Regions from separate parts of the Homo sapiens genome. Here region 1 is linked to region 2. Evidence: chromatin loops called from intact Hi-C (ENCODE). Cell type or tissue: heart left ventricle. All regions are shown on one strand. Links, peaks and the distances in the headings refer to the core of each region. The heading gives the core; the rest is flanking DNA.

Region 1 (11,322 bases), core at 4,171-6,670, 360 kb after region 2:
CTCTTGGTCTAATGCTTTGCTGTAGTCATCTTGACATTTTAAGAATCTCACCTTTGAGCCTGTGTTTCATACATTTAGTCCACAGGGACAATGAAACATGTACGTGAGCAGGGGACATACCCTGGAAAGCAGCCAGGGCACGCAGGGACTCAGGCCCTGTTACTGCTAGCAGTCAGCAGCAGGGAGCATTTGGCCTGGTCAACCACTGCACACACCTGGGGCAGTCTTGGGCACCTTGCAGCCTCAAGGGGGCAGCCTAGCTAAGACTCTGGCCCAGATTGTCACTGACAATGGCGGCAGTATCAAAAGCAGTAGTAGTGAGAGTAACAGCTGCAGCCCTACAGGAAAAGAGAATCTCCCAAGGGGAAAGGACCCTCAGAATGAGAGACCAGCTGGCCTGGCTATCCTGCAACCAATTTCTGCAGTATCTGTGCAAATACCCACTCCCTGGCCTACGAGCAGGGACAGGAACTTCCAGTGCTCAGGCAGTATATTTTATCAGTAAGCGATTACACTTTAAAAGCAGGCACATGGACACTGCAATAAAATAAATTAGGGAGCTATTAGGATTTTTCAGAGTTTCGGATCTCTGGTTTAAAATCTGCTAGAATATTGCAAAGTAAATATCCATAGGCTTAGAAGAAGAAACTAAAAATTGTTGCAATTGATGGAAAAGAGCATTCTTTTCATGTGATACTTCAGATAAATTATTAGTGAGAATGAAAATTTTAAATCTAATTTAACTTGTAACTGAAGATAAAGTGATAGAATGTATAAACAAATATATCCAATTCTAAACAAATCATGAACCACTTTCAGTTTCTTGTATGACCTCCCTAAAATACAGAAATGTCAGAGGAAACATTAAATGCCACTATATAAATGTGCATTTAATTCATATTTCTACAAAACTGATTTGTATGAAAAGTTAAATCTTTTTGAAAAAACCGTTCCCCGAGATTCTTTAGCTCTAGATGTACTAAAATTTATATTTTGAAATAATTTATCAGAAAATAAATTCATTAAAAGTATAAATTGTGTTGTACCAATAAATAAATTCCCAGATAAGCAAGCCAGAAAAATTATGCAATGAATCATTATATCCCACCAATAAAGTTTTATAACATATTCTGTTGTCACCAAAAATATTACTGTTTGCATTTATAAGTTTATGTTTACTCATTTATTACTATTGCCCTTATTGCATGTTATAAATAAAATATTTTTACATGAAAAGGCTTTATATTAAGGTTTTGGTCCAGTTTTGCTAAAATATAAATTCCAAAACCCTATGCTGAATTAAGTGTGAATCCACTGTTATGCCAACCATTCGAATCAGAATCACCTGGAATTCTTATTAAATATACAAATCCCTTGGCCTCACCCCAAACCTATTCTGTCAAACCCCCTTGGGAAGGCAGGGCTGCAGGGAAACATGAGCATTTGCCTTTATAATGAGCTCCCAAAGTTCCTTTAACCACACTTCCTTTATTTGCTTTTTGAAGAAAGGGCACTGCGTGTTAATTTTGCATTTTCCCCCACAAATTATGTAGCAGGCTCCACCTGAGAGGAAGTAAACTTTGAGATCATTTTATGACTGAGAAGACTGAAATCCATGAGGGTTGAATGGCTCAGCCGTGATTTCAAAGCTAGCTATGGAGAACAAATTTCTAGACTTTGAATTTGAGAGGATAGAGCCTGGAGCTGATCAAGAACCCACTTAGAAACCTCCAAATTATTAGAAGATATGGATCTGCTCCTTAGAGCTAACTTTCCTGGGTAATCAAGACCACAGGGAAACAGAGACGCAGCTGAGGGTGCACAGTAAGCAGCCAGAGCATAGAAAACAAAGAAGGGGATGCTCTGCCAGCCTGCCATCCAATAGGGAAATGAGTCATTGGACTTAGCCAGATCTACTGATCCTTTTCTTTTCAGTGAACACTTGCAAAAACAAATCTCAAGCAAGAATGGATCAAATAAACGTTTTCTTTAAACACTTTCATGGTAAGGGTGTGGTGAAATTGTAATCCTTGTGGATCGTTGGTGAGAATGTAACATGCTGCAGCCACCATAGAAAACAGTTCAGAGTCTCCACATAGAATTACCACATGATCCAGCAATTCCATGACTAGACATAGACCCCAAAGAATTAAAACAGAGGCTCAAACAGACCAATGTTTGTAGCAGTATTATTCACAATAGCCAGTTAGAAACCCAAGTATCTATCAACAGACGAATGAATAAACAACACGCGGTATACACATAAAATGAAGTATTATCTAGCCACGTACAAGAATGAAATCCTGATGCATGTTACAATATAGATAACTTTGAAAGCATTATGCTAAATGAGATGGCAGACACAATATTGTATAACTTCATTCATATGAGGTACCTAGAATGGTGAAATTCACAAAGACAGAAAGTAGAATGGAGGTTACCACAGGCTGAAGTGGGGGGAATGGGGATTTATTGTTTAATGCGTACAGAATTTCAGTTGTGATCATGAAAAAGCTCCGGAAATAGAGACCAGTGATTATCACACACCATGGTAAATGTACATATTGTCACTGAATTATACATTTAAACATGGTTAAAATGGTAAGTTTTATGTTATATGCATTTCACTACAGTAAAAAATAAACTATGATAAGATATAAATAATTTTTTTAAAAAACTCTAGGCCCCTACAAAACATATTGTCTGGGTTCCAGATTATTTTCATTTCCTTATCAATTTAATATCTCAGAAATTAAAATCAAAGTTCTAAAAATATCCCCAATCTTTATTGACATTTGAGTGCCCAAAGGCAATGGTAAATCCAATTTATAGTAGAACTGATTTGAAGAATATTATGAACAAATGAGAAATGTGAGAACATTTAACTGTCTCAGAATCATTGAATTTTAGAGTTAGAGAGAACTTCAGATATCTTGTTCAATGTTTTCCAAAATGTATTTCACTGACCACTCATCCCACAATATATTCCATCATAAAAGGGTTCTATGCCAAGTCATCATAAAGAGACTACACTTTATTTTTTTATTATTTATTTATTTTTTTGAAACAGGGTCTTACTCTGTTGCCCAGGCTGGAGTGCAGTGGCCCCATCATGGCTCACTGCAGCCTTGACCTCCCTGGGCTCAGGTGATTCTCCTGCCTCAGCCTCCCAAGTAGCTGGGACCACAGGCATGCGCCACCATACCCAGCTAATTTCTGGGCCTGGGTTGGCTTCTCTCTAGCTATTTGACTTTAGGTGAATCACCCCAACCTTCTGATTTCCAGTTTTCTCATTAGCAAAATGAATGGGTTGAATTAGATCAATGTTTCCTCCAAAAGGACCTGTGATTAAATGAGTTTGGGGGGAAAGGAGGTAAAAATAAGCAGTGGTCTATACTGCGTTGATTCTGAAACCATTTCCACAGAGTCATCCACCACAGATTTACCCAGTATATTTGGAGAGAGGGGGGTTTGTCACGTTGCCCAGACTGGTCTCAAACTCCTGGGCTCAAGCTATTTGCCCTCCTGTAGACATCAGCAAATCAGCCCTGTGCATTTTAAATAAACCAGACCTGTTTTGCATGCCAGTGATTCTCAAATTGTAAAGAACACAGTAATCACCTGGGGGTCTTGCAGAAGTGCAGATTCTGATTAAGAAGGTCTGGGTGGAATCCAGGAATTAGCATTTTTAACAAGCTCTCAGGGCTGCTGCCGCTGTTGGTCCTGGATCATATATTCTGAGACAAGGCTAGAGAAGGCACTGCAACCTCGGACAGCACAGGGGTGAGAGTGTGCAGGTAGGTAGGGCCATACCAGTTGTGAAAATATTGACATACTTCCATGCTGACTGATAAGTAACCACTGAAGGAGCATCCAGACTCCCCAGGATCCAGAAACAAATACCAGATTCCACTTGGGGGTGATATGGTTTGGCTGTGTCCCCACCCAAATCTCACCTTGAACTGTAATAATCCCCATGTGTGAAGGGTGGGGCCAGGTGGAGATAATTGAATCATGGGGGTGGTTTCCCCCATACTCTTCTCGTGGTAGTGAATAAGTCTCATGAGATCTGATGATTTTATAAGTGGGAGTTCCACTACACAAGCCCTTCTTCTTGCTACCATGTAAGACATGACTTTCCTCCTCCTTCACTTCTGCCATGATTGTGAGGCCTTCCCGGTCATGTAGAACTGTGAGAATTAAACCTCTTTCCTTTATAAATTACCCAGTCTTGGGTGTGTCTTTATCAGCAGCATGAGAACAGACTAGTAGAGGGGGTCTCAGAGCCACTTCAGAGTTGCAGCCAGCATTCATTCTGATTGGTCAATGACAGGCTGAACAGTTGTTTACTGTTTAAAGTAGGTTACCCTGGAAAAGGTCTTACCAGACAGGCAGCTCCCAGTAAATCTGTGGTGGATGACTCTGTGGAAATGGTTTCAGAATCAATGCAGTATAGACCCCTGCTTATCTTTACCTCCTTTTCCCCCAGACTCATTTAATCACAGGTCCTTTTGGAGGAAACATTGATCTAATTCAACCCATTCATTTTGCTAATGAGAAAACTGGAAATCAGAAGGTTGGGGTGATTCACCTAAAGTCATATAGCTAGAGAGAAGCCAACACAGGCCCAGAAATCTGTTCTTCTCACTCTCACAGTCATGCCCAATTGAGTTTTCCTAATATATAAGATGGTTTAGTTCAGCAATTGTAGAAGAGGGATAACCTATAAAGCTTATATTGCAAACCAGGTAAACTATCTGAATTAGCATTACTTTAAAGAAGAATCTCTATTTCTTTAACTCCAAACCCTCAGCTACGAAATATATTTTTATCAGGGTTATAGAGGTATTATGTGAAAATTCTACTGTATCTAAAATCTTCAGGTCATGCTGTCCAAAACCCCTCACCAGAGATGCAGAATTGAGCTAAAGTGACTTGCTTAATGTCACCAGCACAATGGCTATTTAGTGACAAATCCAAGACCAGTACCCAGATCTCTTTACTCTCATTGTGGAGCTTGTTTCTGCAAACCGCAACTGGATTCACTTTAGTTTTCTAAAGGAAGTATCTGAATGAATGACTGTTTAGCACAGCCCAAGCTGCTGTGTAACTAGGTCACTGAATACAAGTTTACTTTTCTTAAGAACAAGGTGTGAACAACCACCATCTGAGCATGAATGAGACCTGCAATGGTGTACTATAGGCTTGAGGAAACTGCCCTCTGCTGGGATGCAGTGATGCTGCCTTTCACCATACCTTTAAAAGAAGGACTGAACTATTAAATATTCCCCGAGGTTCAATGAGGAATAAAGGAGGCACGCAGAGATATTGGTACACGGAAGCAAAACGTTTTGCCATATGCCTTCTTAGAAAATTATTTTCCAGCTGCAGTCAAATTCCCTTTAACAACTGCATCTGCATTTGTAACCCCTACGCAGCATCCCGGCTGCTCCACGATGGCCTTGGGGGATATCTGTTACAGGGCTGGATGCCCTCTTATGAGAAATCTGGGAGTTGTATGCCCTGATTCTCACCCACCTCAAACCAAGAGGACACAGTGGTTACCGTTGTGTGTTACCAGATAAGGTTACAGAAGGGATCAGAGAGGTGTCTGTGATTCAGTTCAAGGCCAAGGTAATTGCTACAACTTCAGCACTGAAGCGTTTTACAAAGGAAATAGCACCATCAGGTTGCAACACTGGTTTTCCTGTTCAATCTTAAAAAGGAACTGCCCTCAATAAATCATCTTCCTAATGGAAATGACAGAATTATTCTCCCAGGAGGACAATACAAACCACACATCCCTCTTAATAGGAAGGAAACACAGAGCCACAGCTGCCTGGGAGGATCCAAGGCTTCCAAGGGATTTGTTTCCCCTTTGTCCCTCTGAGGTCACTTTTTACAAATTTTCTAAGTCATTGTTTACATGTAAACATAGACCCCCATCTCCTCAAATATGTTGTCTGTTTCATTTTTTTCTAAAAACTATGTCTATGGTTAATGTAAGGGAAAAAAATCATCATATATCTAAAGCAAAAAGTAAAGTTGTAAATCAGAGTAAGGTATGTTTTTGTTAATAATGCCAATAAAATTAAATGCAAAAAAACAGAGTGGTAGCTTTTGGAGAAGACTGTGTGATTATCTCTCCTTCTGCGTTTGTCTTATTTTTAAATATTGTATATTTTTATAATTGGATTATAAAATTCTTGTTATTTAAAATCATTTATTCGATCATGTATAATCTACCACAAGGGTTTGATGCATACCAATATCACTAGCAACTTTTAAAAGTGGAGCAGAAATATATAGATCATATAATGGGATTTTAAAACCAGAACTAATAATTCACTTTCACGTTCTCTATCAATTGCATTACGTTTATTAAGAATTAGTAATAAACTTTGCATATGGCATTTGGCAAAGAAACTTCAATTCATTTCTTTAAAAATGAATTTGTTAGAACTCCAGGTTTCTTTTCCAATCAAAACTTTAGGAAATGCCACTCCCAAACCAACTGAACAGCCAGGCTTTTGGTTTCTGAGAAATTCTTGCCCAGGTCACCAGAGAATGAAAGGTCAACTTTGAGGAAGTTTCTGGAACAAGGAAGAATATCAGTGAAATTGGCTGGAATTTTTTGAGCGGTGAAAAAAAAAATCCCTTGACTATTAAGTAAGCTATATGTGAGTAAGGTCACCGTTTTATCAAATTCATCCTGGGCATTTGGTCAGATCCTTTGAAACTTTTTCCCATGGTTAACATTCTATTTTGTTGCATTTTTGGCATGATGACTAAGAGATTTGGGGCACTGGCCCAAAAATCATAATTTTTTTTTGTTGTTGTTGTTATAACAAATTAATAAATTAGAGGAAATAGGTGTTCTTTTTTTTTTTTTGGAAATTCACAATGAATAGCCTACTTTGGGGAGAAAAACATCACAATTTGTTACATGTTCTTTTTGCATTCTTAATTTTTATTTTTTCTGCCATGATAAATCTTATGGAGCTCTTAAACAGAAGCGTTTTCCAAATACGGTTCTTAAGACCCTACAGTTTTCTCCCGCTTCCATCTAAAGATCTGCATGAAGCCAAAGTTTCTTTATATGTTTCATCCAAAATAACATGTTGTAATAGACTGAATGCAGAAGCAGATAAAAGAAATTGTCTTCTATTAAGCCAGACATAAAAGATTTTCAAAAATGTGAAACAATGACGTTTTCTCACTTTCCTTGTTTCAAAAAATAGTTACTTTTCACAGAAATATGTCATTTATGGAAATAAATTTAGTATTTTTCATTAATTGCTTTTGTCCATTACTATTATTTGTAATGTATTAGTAAATACATATTTTTTATTTTCTCAATATTAATTTCAAATACAGTAAATAGCAACAGAAAGAACCAACCGAAATAGAAACTCTTTGGGATCCTCAAATTTCTAACAATGTAAGAAGGTCCTAAGATCAAAAAGTATGAGAATTTCTAAGATAGAGAAGCCCCTTCCTTTTTAAGTTTCATGTACACGTTTCTGGCGGGAATAGAGCCTGTACTATATCTCTGCACAACTCTCAGAGATACTTCTTTGAACCTTTGAGATTTTAAATAGACTATTAGGGTTGACCACCCTGCTCTCAAACAATGTGTAAGGGTATTTACAATCTGTAACCCTGCTATAAGTCATAAATAAAATGGAGCTAGTGAAGAGAACTTTTTATCTGGGGTAATCAATAGGTGCTGAATTTAAGAAGACAGCAGCATTGTCCTCAGGCATAAAAGGCAAATAAAAACAAACGCACACATCCCATCATGCAGGAGTTTAAACACCACGTATAAGTATATTTCCATATCTTAATTGATGAATTTATGATCTATTCTGTACAGATATTCTGATTTATACTAAATATAAGCCAGTTTAGCCCCCCCGAAGCAGCTCAATACATGCCTAATTTTGTATCACACGCTGTAGAACCAAACTCCTTCTTTCTATTAAACTACTACTACAGGCTTCATTTATGTTGTTATCCTTGCCTAAAAAAATGCCCCCTATTCTTTCCTTTACTTTCAAAGCTCAAGCTAAGTTGTACCTTCCTCTACCAAGATTTCCTTGATAAAATTCAATGAAATAAACTGTTTGCAAACATGGCCCTAATTCTCTACATCTCCCTGTATCCATACCCTTTCCAGGTGGCTTTAAAATTTCTCTCATCGAAAAGTAGAGTCTGTTTTCCTATTCTTTGAAACTTAGCCTACCTTGTGATTCACTTTGTCCAGTAAAATGTAATGCAAGTAACAGCATACTAGTTTTAAGCAAAGACCTCTCTCTCTTGCTCCTTTGTCTTCCTCACAAGAACGAGATCACAAGAGCAGTTGGAAGATGACAGACCACATGGAGCAGAGCCTTATCATCCAGGTTGAGGCCATTCTAGAACAGCAAACTCCAGCTGGCCTACCATTTGACTGAAGATGTGTGAATCAGCCAAACCAAGAGCATATATTTCTGGCCTAGGTGAAAATAACCAACTAGCCAAACTATAAACTTGTGAGAAATAATAAATAATTTTTGTTTTAAACCACTAAGTTTTTGAATGGTTTGCTATGCAGCATTATTTTAGCAATAGATAACTGATTTGCTAATCCTCTAATTTCCCCAGAGAATGAACCATATATCTGCAATGAGTCCTAGACATTTTTCCTTCATTATATACTGTCTTAGGCTGTGAATTGGTGTTTCTGAACTACTTGAGAGACTATAGTACACCTTAGCTTTCCTGTTTTTGGCTCAATAGATATCTAATTGGTACATGGAGCAATTGGGAAACTTAAATTTCTAGACATAGAAGGATTCTTCAAAATTACTAATTTCTTACCTGACATACATTTTCCCCTGAAATTACAATTTTAAGGAAATTTGTCTTTTAAGGAACGAATTTATCTTTCTTTTGCTTATTTTTCCTCCAAGACTCAATCTCCATGAGTTCCAAGACTCAATGAGTATGCAGAATTTATAACCACACAACTACAGCTTGATCTGCCAGAAGAAAACATTTTCAATTTAATCGCTTTCTCATTTCTATCACTGAAATTCTAGAGCTCTGTAATCTACTGTCTCCATCATTTTTGTTATTAATATTATTTTGGAAACTGTTCAAAAAGAAAGCGAGTCACTTTGCCTGAAAGGCAATTGGCTCCTGCTCCAGGGTGGCCTCAAGATGCTACCTCTCAAGAACACTCTGTTCATTCCCTGAAAACTTGTGCCATGAGCAGCCAATGACAAAGATGCAAAGCTTGTCCTCCAGAACCTCACATTTCTTTTTCTGTCTGCCTTTACGCCTTTCTGGTCACTTATCTCCCCAACATCCTAAAAAATTCAATGCCTTAAGCCTTTTTCTGAATAACAGAAGTCCCACAATGTGAAAACTATTCTCCCTTCAAAATGCTCCATGACCGAAAGGTGATTTGCCTTCTTCCCTGAGTCCTTACCAAAGTCATGATCCTTACCAAAGTGTCATTTATCTCACCTCGGTGTCTGGTAGAAGAATTTTATTAGAATTATTCATGTGAATAAGTGGTAGCTTAATAAACTAACTAGAACAATCATTTGCATAAAGAGGATGATTGTTAATAAAATTATAGCAGTGGTAATAAACTATTTGTGGAAGGATCTGCTACCTGTTCACCAAATATCATTGTCTACTCTTCTTCCTGGGCACATTATTTCTCACCCAGGGTTACTCAGAAATTGCACGTTGAAGAATTTCCATTTACCAGGTTTCCTGAATTACTGCATGAGGAGGGACTGCTTTTCTAACCTGTTAACTGTTACGTGAACAACAGAGAAACTTTAGTTTTGTTTAAATTATAAAAATATTGGGGTTTATGGAAGCTAGAGTTACCCTGAATAATTCACTATACTTTATTCATAATGTGATTTATCCTTTTAAAGAAACTTTTTATTCATTTATTCACAAGCAAATTTCACCAAAATTTTTCTATAAAAGGCCAGCTAGTAAATATTTTAGATATTGTAAGTCATATAGTCTCCGTTGTCACCACTCCACTCTGTCATTGTAATATGAAGCAAGCCATAGATGACACATAAAACAATGGTCATGGCTATGTTTCAATAAAACTTTATTTACCAAAAGAAGAGGGAGGTAGGCTGGATTTGGCCCATAGGTATATTTTGCTAACTCCTTTGATAGATGATAGGTAAGTAAAACTAGAACCATACCTTTATGATATTGGCTGGGGTCACTCCCACAACTGCATTCAACAGAGTATTTGATGGTGTCTGAAATTTTAAGATAGTTTCATTCTTACATCTGGTGCTTTATCCACTGTAACTGAAACATCTGGGGGCTCTCTGAGCTCAAACTTCTTCACATGGTGCTGGATCCCAAGAGTCAACCATGGGAGCTGCCAACCTGAAAACCTTAAAATATGTAGAAAATTTAAGTAGGGCAACACCTGTTTGGCCCCAGTGAAGAATGTATTGGAATGGAAGCTGAGAGTTTATGCTGTATCTCATCCAATGAAGAAGGACCTGAGGTCACCTGCAAGAAGGGTAAAAACATAAAGTCCCACATGGCACAAAAGACTTCCCCAGACACTATGCTCAGAGACTTGACCAAACTTTAGCTTGACTTCCTCCTGTCATGGGTGGAAGCCATGTCCCTAACAGTGACCCCAGCCTTGTACCGAATCTTCACCCAAGAACGTACAGCACTTCCAAATCATAAAAAATACATTGTTTCAACCCATCTTGCCAAACCATTCGCAGTAATTCTCCACCTACCCCTTTCTGTAGTTTTTCCACTTCCACATGGCTCCCTAGTCCATTTTTCCTTTTTTATTTCCCCGTAAGTCCTTTTTTGTGTCCTATCTGTTCTCCCCTTAAAAACCTCAGTTATCTTTGTCTTAGTTGGAGTTGAGCTCAGGGGCTCAGTCTATACTGGAGACTCTTTACTTACTGCAGTAAGTCTAATTAAATAGTCTTGCCACCTTTAACAAGAGCCCAGCACTGTTTTTCTCTAACAAGTGTAGACAGAAATAATTAGAAGAAACTGGAGAAGGGCTCCATTATTTTCAACAAATACATCAGCCATACTTTATTTCCCCTCCTGTAAGGGAGGTATCTGAAAGTAGAATAATGTTTAGATTTGGTAATTGTATTAGTTACCTATTGCTACATAAAAGAAATCCCAAAACTTAGTGGCTTAAAATAGCAATGACTTTTTTAACGATTCTATAGATTGGCTGGGCTCATCTACATGATTTGTTTTCTCTTCCTGATATTCGCTACATGATATTGACTCCTAAAGCTGCAT
Region 2 (11,322 bases), core at 5,254-7,753:
CCTGTCAGATCTCACATGTTGAGTACTCAGTCCCCTAAACTTCTCTTGATTTCAGACACCAGTCACAAATCTAAGCCTCCAGAAATTCCAACCAACTGGCTTCAAGTTGGGCCTTCCAAAATCCCCTCTTTGGGCTCAATTAATTCGCTAGAGTGGCTTACAGAACTTAGGAAAATACTTCTCTTTACTAGTTTATTATAGAGGAAATTACAAAGGATACAGATGAAGAGATGCATAGGGTGAGGTATGGGGGAAGGGGTATGGAGCTTCCATGCCCTCCCTGGGCTTGCCACCCTCTAGGAACCTCCACATGTTCATCTATCTGGAGGCTCCCTGAACCCCATCCTTTTGGGGTTTTATGGAGGCTTCATTACATAGTCACAATTGACAACCGTGTAGAAATGTGACTGGACAAATAACACATAATCTAAACCCAATGAGGCTTGTCTCTTCAGACTTTTCTTGGCCTCTTTGTGTAGCATTCTTTCTTCTAGGGTAGGAGCAGGGACCTTCTTTGGAATGAGAACTTTTTTTTTTTCTTTTTTTTGAGACAGAGTCTTTCTTTGTTGCCAGGCTGGAGTGCAGTGGCACGATCTTGGCTCACTGCAACCTCTGCCTCCTGGATTCAAGCGATTCTCCTGGATTCAAGCGATTCTCTTGCCTCAGCCTCCCGAGTAGCCGAGACTACAGGCACACACACACCACCACACCCAGGTAATTTTCGTATTTTTTAGTAGACATGGGGTTTCACCATGTTAGCCAGGATGGTCTCGATCTCTTGACCTCAAGTGATCCGCCCGCCTTGGCCTCCCAAAATGCTGGGATTACAGGTGTGAGCCACCATGCCCTGATGGAATGAGAATATTTTGAACTACAATCAGATTAGAGTCTTGCCTGTGGAAGAAGGACAGGAGAATTTCAGAGAGAGAAAGAGAGTTTCTGTTCCATGAGGTCTGCTCCTGAGGCCTAAAGTGCCCCAGCATTATAATAGAAGGGTATAAAAGGGGCTATGGGAGTTATCAACCAGGAATCATCAACAAAATCACAATATACTTCCGTCAAAAATGTAGTAGCCTTCTTATCTATGTACTTCCTGTCAGTTCCTTGTGACAGAAACCATACCCATTGCTCTTTCCTTGATTTAAATCTCAAGATTAATTAGTTCCTTGTTCCCATCATCATGTGTCTTTCTCAAAAGAATGTTGTTTACCTTAAGATGATCTGGTTCTCTGGTTCTTTAAGTTGTAACACCACAACAATAAAGTTCTAGGATAGAACTTTTTTTGTTTTAAAAAACGTATTTTTAAATGCCATGAAATTTAATGTGGCCCTCGGAAGTCTGAAGTGGGAGAATAATGCATTGACAAAGTTTACTGAACTGGCAATTCCTTTTCCTCCCACCTACAGTCTCCAAGCTGCCACTCTTCCTGCTCTCTCTGTCTCTCTTAAGGGCTAAAGATGCAATGTTTCTGGCTTCAGGGATCACTGGAACTATTTATTTCTTTAAAAATGGTTTTTATGTCATAGCACATATGATAAACCTTAATATTTCATGATACACTTAATGATATTGTACTGCATACCCAGGCTAATAGAAGAGGCTAGTCTCAATTTGCAGCAATAGCTCTGGCTGTGTAAGGCACTCACAATCAGATACAGTAGGGAATTTGCATCTTGGGCATATATGTCACCTGTACCCAGCTTGATTTGGGAGATTATGCAACTCATATCAACTTCAGGATAGCACTCACTTCTACAGAAGGAGGTAAAGGAAATGGATGGTCAGGATGGAATAGGAGGCTCAATTGTATTTATAGTGGTTTGAAACATGTTTACAAATTATTTGATGCTTTCTCATCAAATGACAGAGTTAATTTTCTCCCCTTGAATCTGATTGTCCTTACTGACTCCTTAGGAATAAAACATTGTTGAAATGATAGATGTGACACAGAAAGATAAGCCATACAAGATATTTGTAGTTTTCATCTTGTCTCTCAGAGCACTCACTTGGAGAGAAAGCCAGCTGACTTGTGAGGACACCCAGGCAGCCCTATTGAGAGATCCATGTGGGGAGAAACTAAGGCTTCCTAGCTAAGTCATGTGAGTGAGCAAACTTGAAGCTCGATTTCCCAACCCCAGTGAAAGTTTCAGATGACTGCACCTCTGGCCGCAAACTTGTGAGAGACTTCAAGCCAGAAGCATCCCACTAGGCAACTCCTAAATTCCTGAGCCTCAGAAACTGTGAGAAAATAAATGTTATGGTTTTACATCACTTATTTTGGGAGCGATATATTATGAAGCAATTCATTAACTAAAACAATATTTGTAATGTTTTATGCTCAGAAAATCTAAAGCAAATATGTGAAAATAGGATAAATTAGGGTAGGTGGCAGGTACATGAATGCCACTGAACCTGTTTATTTAACACTTATATTGAATTTACTATGTTTCCTTCATTGTTCTATAATGCATTTAATTCTTATGAGTACTCTATGTGAAAGATACCCTTCATTTTACAGATGAGTAAAATGGAGTCTAGAGAGATGCTATACATTGTCAAAGGTCACCAATGAATAAGTAGCACATACAGAATTCATACCTGGACAGTATTACTCTGTGGTTTCTAGTTTTAGCATTACACTATTTTATGGATTATAACAATGTCAGTTATTTGCAAATCTTTGAAATATTTCATAAATCATGAAAACTTAAATGATGAGATCCTTTTTTCCATCATTTTGATAGCCTTTTGTATATGCAAAGATTTATAATTTGTCTTTGTTAACTTTTTGGGCAAAAGGAGAAAAATTTAAAGATTAGAATGGAAAAAAAAGAAAATAAAAATAATTTTATATTCAGCAGCATATTAAGAAACTATTTGTTTATTTCCTAAAACATTAAGGCCAGAGTTTTTGCCTTCCATGGTTCAGGGGTGATTTAAAATTTGATGACTTTCTTCCTGAAAATCATATTTATGTGTCCTGTCAGGCCTTGAGCCCAAGCTAAGCCATCATATCCCCTGTGACCTGCACATACACATCCAGATGGCCGGTTCCTGCCTTAACTGATGACATTCCACCACAAAAGAAGTGAAAATGGCCTGTTCCTGCCTTAACTGATGACATTATCTTGTGAAATTCCTTCTCCTGGCTCATCCTGGCTCAAAAGCTCCCCTACTGAGCACCTTGTGACCTCCCACTCCTGCCAGCCAGAGAACAACCCCCTTTGACTAATTTTCCTTTACCTACCCAAATCCTATAAAACGGCACCACCCCTATCTCCCTTCACTGACTCTCTTTTCAGACTCAGCCCGCCTGCATCCAGGTGAAATAAACAGCCTTGTTGCTCACACAAATCCTGTTTGGTGGTCTCTTCACACGGACGCGAGTGAAATTTGGTGCCGTGACTGGGATCAGGGGACCTCCCTTGGGAGATCAATCCCCTGTCCTACTCTTTGCTCCATGAGAAAGATCCACCTACAACCTCAGGTCCTCAGACTGACCAGCCCAAGGAACATCTCACCAATTTCAAATCCAGTAAGCGGCCTCTTTTTACTCTCTTCTCCAACCTCCCTCACTATCCCTCAACCTCTTTCTCCTTTCAAGCTTGGCGCCACACTTCAATCTCTCCCTTCTGTTAATTTCAGTTCCTTTCATTTTCGGGTAGAGACAAAGGAGACACATTTTATCTGTGGACCCAAAACTCCGGCGCCGGTCACGGACTCGGGAAGACAGCCTTACCTTGGTGTTTAATCATCGCCGAGATGCCTCTTGGATTATTCACCCACGTTCCACTGGTGTCTGATCTCCGCAGGGGTGCCTTCCTTGATCATTCGCCCATGTTCCCTTGGTGGCAAGTCAATTGCAAGGACGCCTGCTTTGGCTGCTCACCCACGTTGCAGCCCAGGGCTGCTCCCCACCCCCTTCTCCGTGTCTCTACCCTTCTCTTTAAACTTGCCTCCTTCACTATGGGCAACCTTCCACCCTCCATTCCTCCTTCTTCTCTCTTAGCCTGTGTTCTTAAGAACTTAAAACCTCTTCAACTCTCGCCTGACCTAAAATCTAAGCATCTTATTTTATTCTGCAACACCGCTTGGCCCCAATACAAACTTGACAAAGGCTCTAAAATAGCCACAGAACGGCACTTTCGATTTTTCCATCCCACAAGATCTCGATAATTCTTGTCGTAAAATGGGCAAATGGTCTGAGGTGCCTGACGTCCAGGCATTCTTTTACACATTGTTCTCTCCGTACTCTCTGTTCCCAATGTGACTCATCCCAAATCCTCCTTCTTTCCCTCCCGCCTGTCCTCTCAGTCCCAACCCCAAGCGTCGCTGAGTCTTTCTAATCTTCCTTTTCTACAGACCCATCTGACCTCTCTCCTCCTCCCCAGGCTGCTCCTCGCCAGGCCAAGCCAGGTCAAGCCAGGTCCCAATTCTTCCTCAGCCTCTGCTCCCCCACCCTATAATCCTTTTATCACCTCCCCTCCTCACACCCAGTCCGGCTTATAGTTTCGTTCCGCGACGCGACTAGCCCTCCTCCACCTGACCAGCAATTTCCTCTTAAAAAGGAGGCTGGAGCTAAAGGCATAGTCAAGGTTAATGCTTCTTTTTCTTTATCCGACCTCTCCCAAATCAGTTAGCATTTAGGCTCTTTCATCAAATATGAAAAACCCAGCCCAGTTCATGGCTCGTTCGGCAGCAACCCTGAGACGCTTTACAGCCCAAGACCCTAAAATGTCAAAAGGCCGTCTTATTCTCAATATACATTTTATTACCCAATCCGCTCCTGACATTAAATAAAACTCCAAAAATTAAATTCCGGCCCTCAAACCTCACAACAGGACTTAATTAACCTCACCTTCAAGTTATACAATAATAGAGTAGAGGCAGCCAAGTAGCAATGTATTTCTGAGTTGCAATTTCTTGCCTCCACTGTGAGACAAACCCCAGCCACATCTCCAGCACACAAGAACTCCAAACGCCCAAACCGCAGCTGCCAGGGGTTCCTCCAGAACCTCCTCCCCCAGGAGCTTGCTACAAGTGCCAGAAATCTGGCCACTAGGCCAAGGAATGCCCACAGCCCAGGATTCCTCCTAAGCTGTGTCCCATCTGTGTAGGACCCCACTGAAAATCGGACTGTTCAACTCACCTGGCAGCCACTTCCACAGCCCCTGGAACTCTGGCCCAAGGCTCTCTGATTGACTCCTTCCCAGATCTTCTTGGCTTAGCGGCTGAAGACTGATGTTGCCGGATCGCCTCGGAAGCCTACAAGACCATCACAGACGCTCTAGGTAACTCTCACAGTGGAAGGTAAGTCCGTCCCCTTCTTAATCAATACGGAGGCTACCCACTCCACATTACCTTCTTTTCAAGGGCCTGTTTCCCTTGCCTCCATAACTGTTGCAGGTATTGACAGCCAGGTTTCTAAACCTCTTAAAACTCCCCAACTCTGGTGCCAACTTAGACAATACTCTTTTAAGCACTCCTTTTAGTTATCTCCACCTGCCCAGTTCCCTTATTAGGTGGAGACACTTATCTGCTTCCCTGACTATTCCTAGACTATAGCCACATCTCACTGCCGCCCTTCTTCCCAATCCAAAGCCTCCTTTGCATCCTCCTCTTGCATCCCACCTTAACCCACAAGTATAAGATACCTCTACTCCCTCCTTGGTGACTGATCATGCACCCCTTACCATCTCATTAAAACCTAATCACCCTTTACCCCTCCACTCAATACCAATATCCCATCCCACAGCACGCTTTAAAAGGATTAAAGCCTGTTATCACTCACCTGCTACAGCATGGCCTTTTAAAGCCTATAAACTCTCCTTACAATTCCCCCATTTTACCTGTCCAAAAACTGGACAAGTCTTACAGGTTAGTTCAGGATCTGTGCCTTATCAACCAAATTGTTTTGCCTATCCACCACATGGTGCCAAACCCATGTACTCTCCTATCCTCAATACCTCCCTCCACAACCCATTATTCTGTTCTGGATCTCAAACATGCTTTCTTTACTATTCCTTTGCACCCTTCATCCCAGCCTCTCTTTGCTTTCACTTGGACTGACCCTGACACCCATCAGGCTCAGCAAATTACCTGGGCTGTACTGCCTCAAGGCTTCACAGACAGCCGCCATTACTTCAGTCAAGCCCAAATTTCTTCCTCATCTGTTACCTATCTTGGCGTAATTCTCATAAAAACACACGTGCTCTCACTGCTGATCATGTCTGACTAATCTCCCAAACCTCAATCCCTTCCACAAAACAACTCCTTTCCTTCCTAGGCATGGTTAGTGCGGTCAGAATTCTTACACAAGAGCCGGGACCGCGCCCTGTAGCCTTTCTGTCCAAACAACTTGACCTTACTGTTTTAGCCTAGCCCTCAGGTCTGCGTGCAGTGGCTGCCGCTGCTTTAATAATTTTAGAGGCCCTAAAAATCACAAACTATGCTCAACTCACTCTCTACAGTTCTCATAACTTCCAAAATCTATTTACTTCCTCACACCTGATGCATATACTTTCTGCTCCCCAGCTCCTTCAGCTGTACTCACTGTTTGTTGAGTCTCCCACAATTACCATTGTTCCTGGCCCGGACTTCAATTCGGCCTCCCACAGTATTCCGGATACCACACCTGACCCCCATGACTGTATCTCTCTGATCCACCTGACATTCACCCCATTTCCCCATATTTCCTTCTTTCCTGTTCCTCACCCTGATCACACTTGGTTTATTGATGGCAGTTCCACCAGGCCTAATCGCCACACACCAGCAAAGGCAGGCTATGCTATAGTGCAAGCCACTAGCCCGCCTCTTAGAACCTCTCATTTCCTTTCCATTGTGGAAATCTATCCTCAAGGAAATCACTTCTCAGTGTTCCAGCTGCTATTCTACTACCCCTCAGGGATTATTCAGGCCCCCTCCCTTCCCTACACAACAAGCTCGAGGATTTGCCCCACCCAGGACTGGCAAATTAGCTTTACTCAACATGCCCCGAGTCAGGAAACTAAAATACCTCTTAGTCTAGGTAGACACTTTCACTGGATAGGTAGAGGCCTTTCCCACAGGATCTGAGAAGGTCACCGCAGTCATTTCTTCCCTTCTGTCAGACATAATTCCTCGGTTTGGCCTTCCCACCTCTATATAGTCCGATATCAGACCGGCCTTTATTAGTCAAATCAGCCAAGCAGTTTTTCAGGCTCTTGGTATTCAGTAAAACCTTTATATCCCTTACACTCCTCAGTCTTAAGGAAAAGCAGAACGGACTAAAGGTCTTTTAAAAACGCACCTCACCAAGCTCAGCCACCAACTTAAAAAGGACTGGACAATACTTTTACCACTCTCCCTTCTCAGAATTCAGGCCTGTCCTCGGAATGCTACAAGGTACAGCCCATTTCAGCTCATGTATAGACGCTTTTTATTAGGCCCCAGTCTCATCCCAGACACCAGATCAACCTAGACTGCGCCCCAAAAAACTTGTCATCCCTACTATCTTCTGTCTAGTCATACTCCTATTCACCATTCTCAACTACTCATAAATGCCCTGCTCTTGTTTACACTGCCGGTTTACACCGTTTCTCTAAGCCATCACAGCTGATCTCCTCGTGCTATCCCCAAACCGCCACTCTTAACTCTTAAAGTAAATAAATAATCTTTGCTGGCAAGGCTATGCTGAACCTCCTTAGGCACTCTCTAATTAGATGTCCTAGGTCCTCCCAATTCTTAGTCCTTTAATACCTGCTTTTCTCCTTCTCTTATTCCATTTAGTTTTTCAATTCATACAAAACCATATCCAGGCCATCACCAATAATTCTACATGACAAATGTTTCTTCTAACAACCCCACAATATCACCCCTTACCACAAAATCTTCCTTCAGCTTAATCTCTCCCACTCTAGGTTCCCACGCCGCCCCTAATCCTGCTCGAAGCAGCCCTGAGAAACATCGCCCATTATCTCTCCATACCACCCCCAAAAATTTTTTGCCGTCCCAACACTTTACCACTATTTCGTTTTATTTTTCTTATTAATATAAGAAGACAGGAATGTCAGGCCTCTGAGCCCAAGCTAAGCCATCATATCCCCTGTGACCTGCACATACACATCCAGATGGCCAGTTTCTGCCTTAACTGATGACATTCCACCGCAAAAGAAGTGAAAATGGCCTGTTCCTGCCTTAACTGATGACATTATCTTGTGAAATTCCTTCTCCCGGCTCATCCTGGCTCAAAAGCTCCCCTACTGAGCACCTTGTGACCCCCACTCCTGCCAGCCAGAGAACAACCCCCCACTTTGACTGTAATTTTCCTTTACCTACCCAAATCCTATAAAACGGCTATCTCAACCTATCCCACCCCTATCTCCCTTTGCTGACTCTCTTTTCAGACTCAGCCCGCCTGCACCCAGGTGAAATAAACAGCCTTGTTGCTCACACAAAACCTGTTTGGTGGTCTCTTCACACAGATGCGAGTGAAATGTACCATTATTGGTTGTCAGATATTTCCTTTTCTTTTTAGGAAGTAAAGTGCCTCCAGGAAAATCCACATCCTAACTGGTAAGAGCCTACTTACAACAAGTGCACCTTGACGGGAAGGCATTGATATTCGAAAGGAAGAGAAATTCTAGATACAATACAGAGTCTATTGCTTGAATCTATCTCTAAACTCAGACTTGGGTTAATCCAATGAAAAGTAGGAAATTTTACTGAAACCCAACAGATTTGCATTGCTATAAAACTCTGTAAAATGACCAAGTGCCAGGAGGCTTTATCATACCTTGGTTGTGGCAGAAGACTCTGGAATCCCAGGAACAGAGTATAATTTTGAGGGTATCAGAGCAAGAAAGGAAAGCAGAAAGCTTTGCTGTAATCTACACACACAAACACAAAGTGGTTTACTAAAGCCATCTGCAATTTCAAGGCAATCAGTACACTCAGTAATTCAAAACTGTTTATTGAGATCTAAGATATGGAAGCCAGTGTGCTGACTCCAAAGGTATAAAGGACCAGCAAGAAAGTAGACACTTTAACTGCAAATATAATGGAGTAGACAGACAGGTAATTAAAATCTAGTGTGATAAAGGATCTTCTTGAGAGAAATTATTATGTCTTGAGGGCAAGAAAGGGAACTAATTAAGTTTGCATTTTAAAAATTGTTAAGAATAGATGTAGGATGGGATAGAGGGTACCTTAGAGATGCAAGGATTGTGGAGGAATACTTTCATATGTTTTATGATGAATTGAAAGAAGATAATATTCTACTTCCTGTGCAAGTCATATATATGTTTGACACATTCTAAAGCAGACCTAACTTAGGGATCATTTAGATTTGAGTGGTAAGAGATAGAAAGTAATGAGGATAATTCTCATGTTTCTCACTTACCTAAGTTTTATTCTATTTAAACAAAGTAGAAATTAGTCATAGCAGGAACACTCTGAGTGTTCATAATTTTTTAAATGAGTGAACTCAGCAGCTTTGATAATATAATTAGACATATGTAACAATACCCATCTACCTGGGTTGGCTTTATAAAATGTAGATATCAATACTTGGAAAACAAGTTATCCTTTCATGTTTATTCATTAACAATAGTATGTCCTTCATCTTAAGTAGTCATACATCTTGCTCTTTCTTGATTGGAACCTTAAAGCTAAAAATGACATATGGACCTCTTTGTATCCATATAATTAACAACAAACAGATATAATTGTTTGAATAATTTTAACTACAGAACTGTGTTAATTTCAATTCAACTGAATGCAGAGTAGTAGACTAACAAGAAGCTCTTTAAGCTACAAAGAATTAAGCAAAACAATTATAAAATCAATTTGACATCGCAACAATGATACATATTTCTGCATTTCAGACATAGCTAGAATGGAGAACCACTTATAGGATAATAATTTACATTAAAATAAAAGGTATAATCAAATAAAAGAATAATAAAATAAAAATGCAGCGTGAAAATATAAGTAGGTACTGCTGTTTAATTATATGTTTTATGAAAATGCTTAATGTTTTAGAAAAATGAGAAACAGAAAAATTGCTCTTTTCATTCAATTTGTTGTAGATTTCTTTCTGCATTCTTTATGAGCTCTTGTAAGAGATATATTTCTGTTATTGTAAACGTACTTTGTTACTTTCTATCTAATGTTATAAATTTGCTTTATATGGTTTCAATGTTCTGAAATTAACCCTCTCTATGAGATTTATGATTATTTAGCAAAATTTTTATCAAAAACATCCACTCATTTATATTTTCTTGGAGGGGTTTAGTTTCAAGGGCCCCTTTAAACATTGATAAAGGTCATTAACTTACAGGTAATATCTTACTTTTTAATTGGTGTGTGTGTGGGTGTGTATGTGTGTGTGTGTGTGTGTTTCAGGGGAAGAATTGTAAAGTGAACATATTACTTCCTCTCCTGTGGCTGGACTTTGATTACTATTGGGTCACTGAAGGAAGTACAAAAGCGTGTTCTTGGGCGAAAAGTAAATTAAACCCACAAAGATGTAGTCTACAAGAATTAATGGTGAAAAAAAATCAAGGAAGATTTTTGATAAGCCTATATAAGTATTAATCATCAAAATGATATAAATAAGCTGGGTGGGTCTAAAAAATCTATACTCATTTTGTCACATCATTCAAGAGTAAAATAGATATGTTTAAATTTACCTTATAGTTTATTAATAATGTATGTATTTTAAAATTCATCTTTAAAAGTATGGATATAGAAAGTGTAACACAAATAAGTAAAGTTACGTAGTAGAATCAACCAAATTATTTTACTAGATGAACAGAAAATAGTTTGTATTAATGAAAAGCAATGGAAATCAAGGTAAGTAAACAAAGTATGACAAAGAGATTCAAAATACCTCTATAAACATGATAAAAATAAATGAATTAGGCTGGGCATGATGGCTTATGTCTGTAATCCCATCCCTTTGGGAGGCTGAGGCGGGTGGATCACCCGAGGTCAGGAGTTCGAGACCAGCCTGGCCAACATGGTGAAAGCCCGTCTCTACTAAAAATACAAAAAAAATTTAGCTGGGCATGGTGGCAGGTTCCTGTAATCCCAGCAACTCAGGAGGCTGAGTCAGGAGAATCGCTTGAACCTGGGAGGTGGAGGTTGCAGTGAGCCGAGATTGCACCATTGTACTCCAGCCTGGGTGACAAGAGTGAAACTCTGTCTCACAAAATTAATTAATTAATTAATTAATTAAATGCACGAGTGGGTGAAAAAAAGGAGAGTTGTAAGATCTAAAGTATAACATGCTCTATATAAATATTTTGAACGGAATAAAAATACTATGTTTTTGTTGGATA

The links. Peaks named below come from ENCODE experiments on the same cell type or tissue, not always from the same donor. Only the 100,000 strongest peaks of a DNase experiment are listed, where the experiment ranks them.
Region 1: a loop joins it to region 2, with 5 times the contacts of the local background. A loop is called at or near these places in 2 of 110 quality-filtered maps.

The regions. Positions count from the first base shown.
Region 1 is chr21:28,516,933-28,528,254 of GRCh38, forward strand. No RefSeq gene overlaps it. Among named protein-coding and RNA genes, the nearest start is that of LINC00161, 17 kb to the right of the region's middle. In heart left ventricle, for the core only: a CTCF peak has its summit at 5,226 (motif pointing left); no DNase peak of the experiment used is centred there; H3K27ac peaks cover 2,044 bases.
Region 2 is chr21:28,158,452-28,169,773 of GRCh38, forward strand. LINC01695 (long intergenic non-protein coding RNA 1695) reads right to left here. Exons shown (of 6, transcript NR_126012.1): 5 at 5,151-5,266. Among named protein-coding and RNA genes, the nearest start is that of LINC01695, 65 kb to the right of the region's middle. In heart left ventricle, for the core only: no CTCF peak of the experiment used is centred there; no DNase peak of the experiment used is centred there; H3K27ac peaks cover 1,116 bases.